Regions from separate parts of the Homo sapiens genome. Here regions 1, 2, 3 and 5 are each linked to region 4. A link is a contact called in ENCODE Hi-C or POLR2A ChIA-PET data. All regions are on one chromosome and are shown on one strand. Each heading gives the region's core, a stretch centred on a gene start or an enhancer-like site at or near the end of the contact. The rest is flanking DNA. Distances are from core to core; before and after follow the strand shown. Region 1 overlaps SYP (synaptophysin). Region 2 holds the start of GRIPAP1 (GRIP1 associated protein 1). Region 3 holds the start of HDAC6 (histone deacetylase 6). Region 4 holds the start of HUWE1 (HECT, UBA and WWE domain containing E3 ubiquitin protein ligase 1). Region 5 has its middle 16 kb from the start of SUV39H1.

Region 1 (2,700 bases), core at 139-2,638, 4.5 Mb after region 4:
CCAAAGGGGGAACATGACAGGTTTGGGAGACCTGGATCCCAGACCCAGCCTAGACATGTAAAATAAGCAACTCAGCACCCTCTTGGGACCTCAGTTTCCTCATGTGCAAAATGAAGGAAAAACTTGAAATGTTTCCCCACTTGGATGCCCCCTACTGGCTGGAGTCAGACTGTCTGCGCTCAAATCCCAGCTCTACCTCTTGCAAGCTCCCTGACCTGAAACTAGTCACAGCCTCTCAAGGTTCAGTTGAGCATGCATAATCGAAGACTAATAATAGGTCCTGCTCCAAAGTTGAGTATTTATTGAACTAAGAATACGGAGTGCTCAGAAAAGGGCCTGGCACAAGGTAAGTCGTATACAAGGGTTACAGATGCTAAGATTACAACTTTTCTTTCCTGTCACTTGCTGGATGTGAGACTTCAGGTAACTTAGCCTCTAGGGCCTCAGTTTCCTCAACTGTAAAATGGAGATAGTATTTCCTGCCCAAAACTGAATTTTAAGTGAGCTTATAACATGTAAAGCTCTTAGAAGAGGGCTTGGCATATAAGGAAAGGTACAGAAAGTGTTTTATGTCTTAAAATTACTTTATGTGGCCGGGTGCGGTAGCTCACGCCAGTAATCCCAGCACTATGGGAGGCCGAGGCGGGCAGATCACCTGAGGTCGGGAGTTCAAGACCAGCCTGACCAACATGGAGAAACCCCATCTCTACTAAAAATACAAAATTAGCTGGTGTGGTGGTGCATGCCTGTAATCCCAGCTACTCGGGAGGCTGAGGCAGGAGAATTGCTTGAACCCGGGAGGCGAAGGTTGTGGTGAGCCGAGATCGTGCCATTGCACTCCCGCCTGGGCAACAAGAGCGAAACTCCATCTCAAAAAAAAAATTATGCAAGTTTCATATATCTTATACATGTGCACTTATACATATATTTTATCTACATTTATTTAGATGCATGTTAGTGGTATAGCTATATTTAATAAGTTTGTATCCTTACATTTTACTATGAATATATTACAAATTTACATTTTAAACATGCATAAATGTGTATATAATGTGTATATGTGCAAATATGTAAATAATTGTATATGTAATACTGATAGATCGCAGCATCCCCAGGGCTCCAAATTCTTCTAACACGCCCACCCCGCCAGAGGTGATTTTTCTGCACATCGACGTTCTCGCACTGGGACTCAGAGAGTCTGGGTTTCAGAAACCCCCACCTTGCGGAGCCTACGGATTCATTCCCCGCATGCTCATTCCTGCACGCAGGGCCGCCAAGGCAATGGGCGGGGTACCACAGCCGAGCCTTGTCTCCCTGCAGGTGTTCGGCTTCCTGAACCTGGTGCTCTGGGTCGGCAACCTGTGGTTCGTGTTTAAGGAGACAGGCTGGGCCGCCCCGTTCCTGCGCGCGCCTCCCGGCGCCCCCGAGAAACAACCGGCACCCGGGGACGCCTACGGCGATGCAGGCTACGGGCAGGGCCCCGGCGGGTACGGGCCCCAGGATTCCTACGGGCCTCAGGGCGGCTACCAGCCTGACTATGGTCAACCAGCCGGCAGCGGTGGCAGTGGCTACGGGCCTCAGGGCGACTATGGGCAGCAAGGCTACGGCCCGCAGGGTGCACCCACCTCCTTCTCCAATCAGATGTAGTCTGGTGAGTGACCGGCGAGCGGTGCGGCCAAGGAGGGTACAAGGAAGGAGACGAGCGGGTCAGTGAACCAATAAGAGTCAGGGGTAGAGAGTACGTAAGGCGTTTACTGGGGCAAGTAAGGACTGAAGTTTGAAGGAGCCAATCAAGAGGCAGAACTACCTGCTAAGAGCTGAAAAACTAGCTAATGAATGGAGAAAAGAAGAATGGTGCTTCAAGATGGACAGAATGAAGAGCCAATGGGAGGGAGGTAGAAGGGCAACTCGGCGGAAAGGCGGGGGGAGAGAAGCAGAGCAACCAATAAAGGGAGGGAATATCGGGGGACTTGCGCAGTGGCGAATCAGCGGAGCGCAAGAGCCACGGAAGCGACGAGGAGGTGGGTCTTAGAAGTGACTGATAAGCCAATAGGTGATAAGGCCAATAGATGGTGAGGGTAAATGGGCGTGGATCTTGAAGGTCAGACGAGCTCACCAATCCGGGAGGAGGGGATAGATCTGCCGCCTCTCCCCAACGCTGGAGGGGAGGGAAGTAGTGTGGAATTTCAAAGGAGGAAGAGGGATAGGGTGGGGTCCTGGAAAGGTTTGCCGGCCTTCTTGCTGGGCCTTAAAAGAGAAGTGAGGGTCGGGGCTTGGTGGCTCATGCCTGTAATCTCAGCACTTTGGGAGACCGAGGCGGGCGGGCCGCTTGAGCCCAAGAGTTCGAGACCAGCCTGGGCAACATGATGAAATCCCACCTCTACAAAAAATACAAAAATTAGCCGGGCGTGGTGGCATGCATCTGTGGACCCATCTACTCAGGAGGCTGAAGTGGGAGGATCACTTAAGCCCAGGAGGTTGAGGCTGCCGTGAGCTATGATCCTGCCACTGCACTCCAGCCTGGGCAACAGAGCGAGACCTTGTCTCAAAAAAAAAAAAAAAATGGAAAGAAAGAAAGGAAGAAAAAAAGAAAGAAAGAAAAGAGGCCAGGTGAGGTGGCTCATGCCTGTAATCCCAGCACTTTGGGAGACCAAGGTGGGCAGATCACCTGAGGTCAGGAGTTCGAGACTAGCCTGGCCA
Region 2 (2,700 bases), core at 134-2,633, 4.7 Mb after region 4:
TTTCTTTCTTTTCTTGGAGACAGAGTCTCGCTCTATCCCCCAGGCTGGAGTGTAGTGGTGCGATCTCGGCTCACCGCAACCTCTGCCTGGCGGGTTCAAGCGATTCTCGTGCCTCAGCCTTCCGAGTAGCTGGGATTACAGGCGCCCACCACCACACCCGGCCAATTTTTGTGTTTTTAGTAGAGATGGGGTTTCACCATGTTGGCCAGGTTAGTCTCGAACTCCTGACCGCAAGTGAACAGCCCTCCTTGGCCTCCCAAAGTGCTGGGATTACAGGCGTGAGCCACCGCGCCCGGCCCTGCTGGAAATATTTTTCCACAGCAGGGAAATCATTAAATTCTACGAAAATAAGAAGGCTGGGCGCGGTGGCTCACGCCTTAATCCCAGCACTCTGGGAGGCCGAGGCGGGCGGACTACCTGAGGTCGGGAGTTCGAGACCGGCCTGACCAATATGGAGAAACCCCGTCTCTACTAAAAAAAAAAAAAAAAATTACCCGGACGAGGTGGCGGGCGCCTGTAATCCCAGCTACTCGGGAGGCTGAGGCAGGAGAATCGCTTGAACTCGCCAAGCGGAGGTTGCTGTGATCGGATATCGTGCCACTGCACTCCAGCCTGGGCAACAAAAGTGAAACTCCGTCTCAAAAAAGAAAAACAACAACAACAACAACAACAAAAACAGAAAGAAAAAAGAAAATAAGAAAAAAACTACACTGAGATACCATTTCTTACTCTCAGATCGGTGAGGGTTATAGTGAATTCTAATACTTGAATGAGCCTGGTGTTTCACCACCCTGGTTTGTTTTTTGTTTTTGTTTTGTTTTAATGTAGCTTTTTCGTTTGATTCACTGTCACTCTTTCCACTCTGCTATTTTTATTGGTGGCTAAGTCCTTTACCTAACGTGACATGCAGTATCATGATAACAAAATAAGTGTCAAACCTTAAAAAAAAAAAAAAAAAAAAAGGCCAAAGGCTTTACAAGAGGTGGGATTCCCCTTTGGGGTCTCCCGGAGGAGGGGCGGGAACAAGACCAGAGCGAAGCTTCCGCTTTCATTTCTATGGTTATTAAGTTACCCATTCTCATTAAAGGAATACCGCGGAAGGGTGATTTTCTGTCGGCAAAGACTTCCCTAGCGACGAGTCCACCCATGAAACGGGGATGTAATAATGTCGTATCACAATGGGTGGCCTAGAAGAGTCCAAAAGCCAATCAGATGACTTACATTCGGGTAGAACGTTGTATTACAGTTCACCTGACTCGTCGGTTTCGTTCTCTTCTCTGCGTCTCCAAAATGCTGCCCTTCGGAATTAGGTTCTACCCCCTCCATTCCTGGCCAGTGGTTTGGTCCGACCTTAATACTGCCAGGAGGCGCGAGCTGCGTCTGCGCAGAAAGCTGGCGGGGGGGTGGGGGGAGGAACATGGCGCAAGCTCTGTCTGAGGAGGAGTTTCAGCGGATGCAGGTGCCGCTCGCGGTGGGAAAGACCACCCGGCTAGGCGACCGGGGGCGGGGTAGCGAGAGGTCGTGCTATCAGCTCTGAGAAGGGGTTGGTTGGGATGGACCCTGAGTTTATGGGGTGGGTCTGGAGAAGGGAAACTGAGGCTCGGAGTGGTGAGACTATTGGATTCCGAGATACTCTGCGGCTTTGAAGGTTGGACTCTGTTAGCATTGTGGGCTGGGAGAGCGCCATTAAGTAGGCGGTACCTTACTCAGACCTGGAGGGGACGAGACTTTTGGGCCCGTGCAGGGGACACCGTCGGCGGGTGATGATAATGGGCTTTGAGGGAAGGAGATCCTGAGAAGGCGAAACCATTTTGTCTGGAGAGGAAGGAAGCGGGTGTTGGGTCGTTTGCGTCATGGTGGTGGGAGCCCTTGAGAGGGCAGAACCATTAGCGGGTGGGAGGTGGTAAGTTTTGGGGGAGATACCACTGTGCCCGGGGATTGGGGAAAGACCCCAGATGTTGTCATTGTTCCTGGGAGGTGGAGATCCTGTGCCATTGGTGGTTGGTAGTGCATCCTAAGAGGGGGCGGCACCATTGGATGATTAAGGGTGATCCCATTAGGCCTGGGGTGAAGAAGGCCATGAATGGGTAATACCATTAATCCCATTAACTGGGGGGAGGACCAGAGGGGTAAAAGATTGATACCTTGGACTACAAGGAGGGAAGATCACTGGGCTTTGGGGAGGTACCCCCACTTGATTCTTTTGGGGGGACTCTGAGATGCAATGAAAGGCCATAGCATTGCACTATGAATGGGCCCTTGTTGAGAGGGTTCCTCACTGGGGGGGGGGTCTGAACAGGGTCCTGCATGGGGAGGGGAGGAACTCTGAGGGAGGACAGGTAATCCAATTGGTCCTTGAATGAGGGAAACCAGCTGTCCCTGTGTGAGGGACACTGAGAATGGAAGGGCGAGTTGATTAACCCATGAATGGGGAAGACCACTGTCATCTGAAAGGGATTCTAAGTGAGTAAGAGTCATCCAACTGGCCTACCCAAGGCCTTGTAGAGGCCTACCCTGAAGGGTGTAGGGCCATTCCCAATGGATCATGACTGGGGAGATCTTGAGGGGAGTGGGAATACCCTTGAATGAGGAACATTGATCCCACTGGGCCATGAATGAGGGAGAACTACTGGGCTTTGTTGGGGGGCAAGTCTCGGGGGGTACAAAGGATATTCCACTTGGACCAGTACTTGGAGAGAC
Region 3 (2,700 bases), core at 43-2,542, 4.9 Mb after region 4:
CCCTTTCAAGTGTGAGCCCTACCTCCCCAAATCATCTGCTTCCAGTATCCAGGCTGGGGTAAGAAAAGATTTATTCTTGCTAATGGGCTCTAAGTGTGTGTATTTTTGTGGTTTGGAGACAGCCTGGAGGACCCAGCCTCACCTGTCATCCCAGAGGCAATGGAATTCATTTAACTGCTCATCCAACACCAAGCCAGTGCCAGCCAGTGCTTCAGCCTCAAGGTTCAGATCCTGCAGAGGAAAAAAAAAAGGAGACACAGATCCATTTTAGGCCCTGAGTCAGAGGGAACTGTCCAGGGTGGGGAACCTTTGGGTTTTGATTGTCATACGAGGCTAAACTGCAGCCAGGCCCTGCTCACCATCCCTTGCAGTCCCACGATTAGGTCTTCTTCCATTGCTTGGCCGAGCTTCTTCATTTTGCCTTTCTTCTTTACCTCCGCTAGATTGGGGATAGAGCGGGGAACGGCTCCCTTTTTAATATTTCGCTTCTGTGAATCAGAGAGAAGGGTCAGAGTCCAGGGCATGACCAACTTGCTCCCTCTCCCCCTCATCAGGGCGGGTCTAGGGCCTCACCGAAGTGACACTGGAGTCCTGAGGGGGCGACTGGGGGTTCTGCCTACTTCTTCGCTGCCTGGTTGTGGTGGAATCCTGGCCGGTTGAGGTCATAGTTGAGGAGGCTTGGCCCCTGCCGCGGTTCTGGGGGTGGGGGGAGGAGCGTGGGTATGTGAGGGGGCTAGTGTGCCCTGAGGACCCCACCTCTCTGCCCTTTTCCAGGCTCCGCCCCCTCTATTAGATTCCATTCCTTACGCGATCTGATTCTCCACAGCCTTCCAAACTCCGCCTCTCTCAGGCCTTCTCCCTCCACTCAGGTGGCCATTCTACCCGGCCCCGCCCGGCCCGCTAGACTCCACCCCTTTTACACGATTCTCTTTCCCTGGTCTTGCCCTTTCACGGAGCAATGAGCCCCCGGGCTCACACAGTCCGTCTTAGGGCCTGCCCTTTCCAACCAATCACCGCCCCTTCTACTCTCCTAAGCCCCATTCCCAGACCCTCTAAGCCCAGCCCAGACCCCATTCCTTCACGAACCTGCCCTTTCGGCCTATCTCCCGGGATAATCACCCACCCTTTCACTCAGCCGGCCCCGGCCCCGACCCCGGTTTCGACTCCACCCTTAACGATTCACTTAACTCCACCCCTTATCGGGCCGGACCGGTACCTTCCACTCCGCCAGATCCCGCCCCTAGCGTTTCAACCAGCCCCGCTCCTCAGGGGACTGCCCCGTTCCTTCAACCAGCTCCACCCCCTGCCCAGACCCGACCGCTAACGTTTCGCTAACCCTCTTCAGCCAGTCCCTAGCCGCCTTCGGTCGGCCTCCGCCCCCTTCCCGCCTCCGCCGTCGACGCGCTGTACTCACCGCTCCACTCATTGGACGCAGCCCCTTTCTCAAACTCCGCCCTTGGCTCGCTCCACCAAGTTTCTGGCGACCTGTGGGGACGCGAGCGCTCAGGCTTTTCTTTTCCATTGGGCCTCGTCTCTCGACTGCCCGCCCAGATCCCGCCTCCAGAGGGGACCGTGCCTCAAGGCCGCGCCCCTCGCGCGAGCCACACCTCTCGCGAGCTCACAAGCGGCGGGGCGGTGCGTCGGCGTGCTACGCCAGCTGGGCTGAGCCACACCGCGAGCTCACAGGCGACGGGGCGGTGCGTCGGCGTGCTACGCCAGCTGTGCTGCGCCTACGTAAAAGGCAGGCGCCGGCGGTTCCCGACAGGGCTGCGGTGCAAGCTTTTTCTTGCCTCGGCTATCGTCGCTGTCGTCCCGGATGCCATAGCCGCCGCCCCTCCGTCCCTGTCCAGTCACTTAGGAGCCCTTCGGGTCGGCGGTGTCTGGAGAGCAAGCAAGGAAGCGAGGGAATTAGGAAGGGGCATCTTACCTTTTCCCCGCGACTTCCCGCGCGACGCGCCGTGATGACGTAGCGCGGGCGGGCTGGTTGTGGCTGGGCCGAGAGCGAGGTTGCCACTGGACGTTGGTGGTGGCGGCCAAAATAGGCGTGGTGACGATGCTAAATGTGAGGATTTTCCGAGTTAATATTCACTATGGTGGTACACAGGAAACACTGGCCGAATATTAGCTATTAATATTCTGCCGCAATATTCTGAGTGGAAGGAGTCTTAGTGGGGGCAGGGAATGGTAATGATAGCAAGTATTATGTGACAGGCATCGTTGTAAACCACAATTCTATGAGGTAGTTCCCATTATTAAGGCTGCTTTGCAGATAAGGAAACTGAGGTTACGGGACTTAACCATGTGACTTTGGGCAAGTTGCTGAACAGTTCTGTGCTCCGTTTCCTCATCTGGAAAGTTGTGATAATAATAGTGCCCAGGGCCAGAATGGCCTTGAGGATGGGAGTTCTCATGGGCAGCAGCTCTCCCTATCTGCCCCCTCCAACGGGTAACCACTGCTCCCAAGCAGTAATAGAAAGTGTGTGTGCGTCTGGGGAGCTGTCCCTAGGCACCCCCTCTCCCCCGCAACTCCCACTCCATGTCTAAATGTCAGCTCTGCAGGAGGCCGGTTTGTCCTCCTAATCTCCCTGTCTCATTCTCCACCATTTCCTACCGGGCTATAAGCTGGGACCGGAGAGATAAGCAGTCCGGGGGTTCTGCATCAGACTGACAGATTGACGGTCTCACCGCCCAGTAGCTTTG
Region 4 (2,700 bases), core at 166-2,665:
TAACAATACATAAAAAGGATGCTATTTATTTTTTAAATGAAAAACAAAAACAAAGCCATGCTTTTCTATTTGTGTATATGAATGTAAGGGGAACTTTAAATTTATCCGTGTTTTACAATAATCATGTGTAATTAGGAAACCAATTTTAAAATGAAAAAAGAACAACCGAAGTTAATTACATGCTAAAGAAAGTATAGCTTCATGTTGCCACTAAATGTTACAGATGGGCCGGGTCTTTCGCCTGTAATCCCAGCGCTTTGGGAGGCCGAGGCGGGTGAACTGCTTGAGCCTAAGAGTTTGAGACCAGCCTGGCAACATAGTGAGACCCCGCCTCTACAAAAAATAAAAAGTTATCCAGGCGTGGTGGCGCATACCTGGAGGCCCAGCTACTTGGGAGACTGTAGGCAGGCAGGAGGATCCTTGAGCCCAGGAGGTCGAGGCTGCAGTGAGTCGTGACCGTGCCACTGCACTTCACCCTGGGTGACAGAGTGATGCTTTGTCTCAAAAAAAAAAAATTGTAAAAATATTCAATGAAACAGTGTATCTCGAAGGGGCCCTGTACATCTCCTGAGATCATATACAAAATTTTATGTGTAAGTATATATTGGGGTGGGGGACCCATTCATTAGATTCTCAATTCGAGGGATGAACCACTGCTCTGGAGGGCTGGAATTAGAGAAGTGGAGGGTATAATCACAGTTTTTATTTCCTCGATGTCTCAGGAGTTCTTTTAATAGTGCTTTTGTCTTTAAATACTAAATTAATACATACTTTTTATTAAAAATTGAAACCTTATCGAAGTAGCTAGAGTTCCAAGTCAAAGTTCTTCGCCCCTCCAATGTCGTCCGCAGCCCACAATAATTAAGTAGGGTTAACAGGTGATCTCCCACCAGGTCCTTTTTATTCCCATGTATTTACAGATGCAGATCCTCTACAGGATCCTTGTCAATCGCACTGCCGTTCCAAATAATTAAAGGAGGAAAAAAGAATGTTTATTGAGGGCTTACTATGTGCCTGAAGTGTTTTAAGGGTTTGCTCGCGTGAACTCTGGGTGGTCGGCTTCCCACGTCGTCTCCCACCCTCCGCTCTGGGTCCAGCCTTGCCCTCTTGCCCCACACTCCCCATTCTTCACAAGGCATCTGGCGAGGTCGTTAATTTTTAAAGGTAAATCAGATCAAATCATGTTCCCTTCCGCGGCTTCCACCGTGCCTCGAATCAAATCCCAATTCTTAGCGACCCTATCATCCTCTATGGTTGCATTTACTGGGCCTTGGGTAGCTCAGGCGCGGTCCCCTGCAAGGGACCCGACTTCACCGCGGAGGGAGCTCCCTCCCGAGGGGCAGGGGCGGGGCTTCGCTTGCGGTGGGTGGAGCCCCAAATCGAGTTTGAGCTGAGCCGAAGCGAGGAGGCTTTCGACTGAGGGCTAGCGAGGGGAGCAGGGCTGGAGCAGGGCTGGAGCAGGGCTGGAGCAGGGCTGAAGCAGGGCTGAAGCAGGGCCGCGGACCCCGCACGCTCCTGCGGGCCCCGCGGAGCCATTGCGGCCGAGGTGAGCGTCTATCCCTGGGCTGGAGGGCGAGCTCTGTACGCGCGGCCGTTCTCGGTTTCTCGCGGGTGGCAGTGGCGAGGTTGGGGGGGGAGTTCCCACGGGACCCTGCGCGGAGGCGCGGAGGTGGCGGCCTTGGGGAGCCTGCGGGAAAGGCTGCTGGAGGGGCAGGGCGGCCTGCCCCAACCCTCCCTGAACCCCGCCTCCTCTCCCCTCCCCCAGGCCTCGGCAGGCGCCAGCGGAGAGCTAGCCGCATCTTCGGGGGCAGCCCGGCAGCTGCCGGCGGCGCGGCGAGAGAGCGGCTGACAGAGGGGATGCGAGGTACCGGCATTAGCCATGGCCAAGTGGCCCTAAAGAGAGAGTAGAGGCCGGGCCTTCAGCGTTTCTCACTGGTTCGAGGAAGGCGGCCTCAGAGGAGAGGGAAGGTGAGGGGCGGGCAGGCAGGCTTCGCGGGTAACTACTAGGCGTTGCATATATATGTTTTGATATCTAAATGGTACTACACACACACACACATTCATTTCGACTAACTGCTTGTTTAAAAATCTGAGAATATGTCTTGTAGATCTTCTTATATCCGGGAATCCAAATTTATGTTGGGTTTTAAACAGCTGCATTGTATGATTGTACTACAGTTTATTTAACCATTTCCCGATTGATATACATTAGCTTGTTTCTCTGTTGGGGGAGGGAGGGGACTATTACAAGCAATGCCATAATGAATGGGTTTGTGTATATGTATCATGCCATGTATGAGTATTTCTGTAGGAGAAATTCTTAGAAGAGTAACCGCTGGGTCAGGGTGTATATGCATTTTGAATTTTGATAGATTTGTCCAAATTGCCTTCCCAAAAGCCTGTACTAATTTACACTCTTTAATGTTGTGCGAGAGTGCCTATTTTTCCACAGTTATGCCAACACGTATTATCAATCTTTGTAATTTTAGCCAATTTAAAGGGCAAAAAAATCGTATGTCATTGTTTTCATTTGCATTTCCCTGATTACTGGCGAAATTGATCATATTTTTGTTTGTAAATAGGCAAATATCAATAGTTTATATAGGCAGTTTTCCTATCTATAAGCAATAAGCATTTTGAAATTTTAATAATAAAAAACCTGTTCGCAATAGCAAGAGAAACGAATAAAAATACCTAGAA
Region 5 (2,700 bases), core at 64-2,563, 5.0 Mb after region 4:
GTCTCTATTGTGACTGTGGGTGTGTGTCCCAAGACGTAAATTCTCTGGCCTCTTTTTGGGTTTATGTTCCAGGATGACAGGCTCTATGTGTATTTCTAGCCTGCAAGGTCTATTACTTATTTGTGGGTGTAAGTCCAAGGGTATGAATTCTCTGATCTCTTTGAGGGTCAGCGTACCAGAATGTCAAGTCTAGTTTGGTTATGGGTGTATGTCAAGATGTGAGCTCTCTGATCTCCTTGTGGTTGTATGTCTCAGGATGTGAGGGTTCTGATCTGTTCCTGTATGTTTGTCAACAGTGTGTAATCTCTGATCTGTTTGTGGCTCTGTGTCCCAGGTTGTGAGGTTCTGACCTGTCTTTCTTTCTTTGTCCCAGCATGCGAGATCTCTGAGGTGTTTGGGTTTATGTCCCAGGAATTGAGTCTCTGGTCTCTTTGTGAGTGTGTGCCTCAAGTAATATGTGAGGTCCCTGATGTAGTCTTTGGTTTATTTCCCAAGGTGTGAGTGCTCTGATCTATTCATGGGTATATGTCCTGGCATGTGAAGTGTCTGGTATTTTTATGTGTATATGTCTCAGGGACTGAGTTCTGTGATCTGTTTGTGGGTATAAGGCCCCAGATGTTAGTTCTCTGAAATATTTGTGGGTGTATATCTCAGCTTGTGTGGTTTTTGATCTTTCTGTGAGTATGTCACAGGATGTGAGGTCCCCGTTCTTTTTGGGTGTGTGTTTCCTAGAATTTGGATTTTCTGAGCTGTGTGTGTGTGTGTGTGTGTGTGTGCGCGCGCGCGCGCACATGTCACAGGGTTGAGGTCCCTGGTCTGTTTGTTGGTGTATGTCCAGGATGTGAGTTCTCTGATCTCTTTGGGTGTGTACGTCCCACAATTTGAGGCCTCTGAATTAGTTGATACTCTGCATCCAGCATATTAATTCTCTGAAATATATTTTGGGGTCTATACCCTAAGTCTCAGAAGGATTCTGAATCCTGAATGCGAGGGTTCTGCGCTTTTTCTGGTCTACATTCCAGGGGGGTGAGTTCACTGGGCTGTTTTGCGGACTGTGTTTACCTTGTGAGGTCTCTGAGCTGTTTGTCCACTGGTGTCCTAGGATACGTGGTCCCTGAGCTCTTTTGGTTTCAAAGTCCCTTGACCTGTTTGGGATATATTTTCAGGCGTGAAGTCTCTGTTCCTTTTCAGAGGGCTCAGTCCCGGGGTTTGATATATCTGACTCATTAGGGGTTTGTTCCAGGGTTAAGGTCTCTGAGCTTGTAATGGGTGTGTGTGCGCCAGTGAGTGAGTTTTCTGAGTTGTTTGAAGGTCTATAGGTGTGAAATTTCTTAACTCTCTGGTGGTTCCTGTGCAGAGTATGATGTCTCTGAACTATTTAGCAGTCTCTCTTTTCAGGTGTGAGGTGTTTGTACCCTTGTATGAGAACTCTGATGTATTTGAGTATCACCGCCAAACTGTTTTGAGCCAATGTCCCAACAAATGAGTTATCTGTGATGCCGTGGGTTTTGTCCTAGGGTTGATTTTCCTGAGCAGTTTCAGGATCTGTTTCCAGAGTCTGATGTCTTTGTACTAATAATGTCTTTTTACTGTTTCAAGCCTCTGGAGTGCTTCACCCTCTGTGTCCCAAAGTGTCAGATCTCTGATCTCTGTATTCCTTGGTGTTGAGGTCCCTCAACTGTTATGTTTCCAAGAGTGAGACAGTTCCTGTTGAGGGAGTCTCAGTCCCAGGGTATGAGGTCTGTGACTTATTAGGGGTCTGGTTCTAGGGTTTGGGGTCTCTGAGCAGTTTGGGGTTCTGTTATCAGTTTCTGACGTCTCTCTAGTATTTGGGGGTCTATGCCCGGGTTGTATGTCACTGGGTCACTCGGCTGTTAAGGGGTCTGTATCCTAGGGTGTAAAGTTTGTCAACTCTGAGCATTTTTGCATTGTCTGTCTGCTGTGTGAGGTCTTTGGCATGTTTGTGGGTTTACTTTTCAGGTTGTGAGGTTAACTCTTTGAGGGTTTGTGTCCCATAATATGAGGTGCTTGAGCTGTGCGGGCATACTTAGCCAGGATGTGATATCTCTGAACTGTTTTCATGTCTGTCTCCCAGGTTAGAAGTTCTCTGAGTCATTTGGGAGCCTGTGTCCACAATGTGAGGTCCTAAGCCGTTTTGGGTCTGTGTTCCAGTTATGAAGTGTCTCTACTGTTTGTGGCCAACTTTGCACAAAGGTTTCAAAGCTGTTTGGTGATCTGTGTCCATGACTATCAGCCATCTGAAATCTTTCCGGATAAGGACAAAGGGCAAGTTCCATGAATGGTTTTGAGGACTGAGTCCAGGATGTGATATTCCTTAAGCATTTAGAGGTCTGCGTTTAGAGTGGGAAGACTCCGAACTGTTTGGGGGTCTGAGCCTAGGATATGAGGTTTCTAAGCTGTTTGGGGTCCGTGTCCAGGGGGTGTGATCTCAGTTCCTCAGGGTTTTTGTCATAGGGTGTGAAGTCTTTAAGCTCTATAGAGGGTTTATGTCCACACTTTCAGGTCTGTGGGGCCTCTGAGCTGTTTGGGGATCTGTCTCGGTGTATAAAGGCTGTGAGCTATTTTGGGGAACTCTATGTCCAGTATATGACATCTCTGAACAGGAATCTGTGTCCAGGGTGTGAGCCTCTGAGTAGTTTTCGGGCCTGTGTTCCAGCATAAGTGATTTTAGGGCTCTCT

Evidence for each region. Hi-C counts contacts between places; a loop is a spot of excess contacts on that map. ChIA-PET counts read pairs that join two places held with the same protein, here RNA polymerase II (POLR2A). Pooled maps may share reads with other maps.
Region 1: a loop to region 4 is called in a pooled map, with 21 times the contacts of the local background. The contact joins the enhancer-like site here to the promoter of HUWE1 in region 4. A Hi-C loop is called at or near these places in 5 of 50 pooled maps. POLR2A ChIA-PET finds 5 or more read pairs at or near these places in 2 of 52 experiments (Caco-2 and activated B cell).
Region 2: a loop to region 4 is called in a pooled map, with 4 times the contacts of the local background. The contact joins the promoter of GRIPAP1 here to the promoter of HUWE1 in region 4. A Hi-C loop is called at or near these places in 2 of 50 pooled maps. POLR2A ChIA-PET finds 5 or more read pairs at or near these places in 2 of 52 experiments (activated CD4-positive, alpha-beta T cell and activated T-cell).
Region 3: a map of B cell shows a loop between it and region 4 (14-fold over the local background). The contact joins the promoter of HDAC6 here to the promoter of HUWE1 in region 4. A Hi-C loop is called at or near these places in 2 of 168 maps with a recorded cell type or tissue (B cell and ascending aorta) and 9 of 50 pooled maps.
Region 5: a map of natural killer cell shows a loop between it and region 4 (9-fold over the local background). The contact joins the enhancer-like site here to the promoter of HUWE1 in region 4. A Hi-C loop is called at or near these places in 2 of 168 maps with a recorded cell type or tissue (heart right ventricle and natural killer cell) and 3 of 50 pooled maps. POLR2A ChIA-PET finds 5 or more read pairs at or near these places in 1 of 52 experiments (activated CD4-positive, alpha-beta T cell).

Annotation. Positions count from the first base shown.
Region 1 is chrX:49,190,384-49,193,083 of GRCh38, reverse strand. SYP (synaptophysin) reads left to right here. Exons shown (of 7, transcript NM_003179.3): 6 at 1,321-1,651. The coding sequence ends at 1,647. Among named protein-coding and RNA genes, the nearest start is that of PRICKLE3, 5.4 kb to the right of the region's middle. RefSeq lists an enhancer at 1,852-1,921. Within about 2 kb of position 1,388, at least 25 of the 41 ENCODE cell types and tissues checked have a DNase peak (open chromatin) inside an H3K27ac peak, as active enhancers do.
Region 2 is chrX:49,000,947-49,003,646 of GRCh38, reverse strand. GRIPAP1 (GRIP1 associated protein 1) reads left to right here and starts at 1,383. Exons shown (of 26, transcript NM_020137.5): 1 at 1,383-1,459. The coding sequence starts at 1,418. RefSeq lists an enhancer at 1,265-1,374.
Region 3 is chrX:48,800,659-48,803,358 of GRCh38, reverse strand. It overlaps HDAC6 (histone deacetylase 6), which reads right to left and starts at 1,292. Exons shown (of 29, transcript NM_006044.4): 1 at 1,217-1,292; 2 at 574-696; 3 at 360-488; 4 at 143-231. The coding sequence starts at 666. RefSeq lists enhancers at 641-720, 1,351-1,864, 1,711-1,980, 2,102-2,700 and cis regulatory regions at 2,692-2,700, 2,441-2,700.
Region 4 is chrX:53,685,434-53,688,133 of GRCh38, reverse strand. HUWE1 (HECT, UBA and WWE domain containing E3 ubiquitin protein ligase 1) reads left to right here and starts at 1,415. Exons shown (of 84, transcript NM_031407.7): 1 at 1,415-1,546; 2 at 1,766-1,864. RefSeq lists silencers at 1,234-1,408, 1,482-1,781 and an enhancer at 1,992-2,071.
Region 5 is chrX:48,711,649-48,714,348 of GRCh38, reverse strand. No RefSeq gene overlaps it. Among named protein-coding and RNA genes, the nearest start is that of SUV39H1, 16 kb to the right of the region's middle. RefSeq lists an enhancer at 977-1,271. Within about 2 kb of position 1,313, at least 4 of the 41 ENCODE cell types and tissues checked have a DNase peak (open chromatin) inside an H3K27ac peak, as active enhancers do; they include natural killer cell, where a contact is called at or near this core.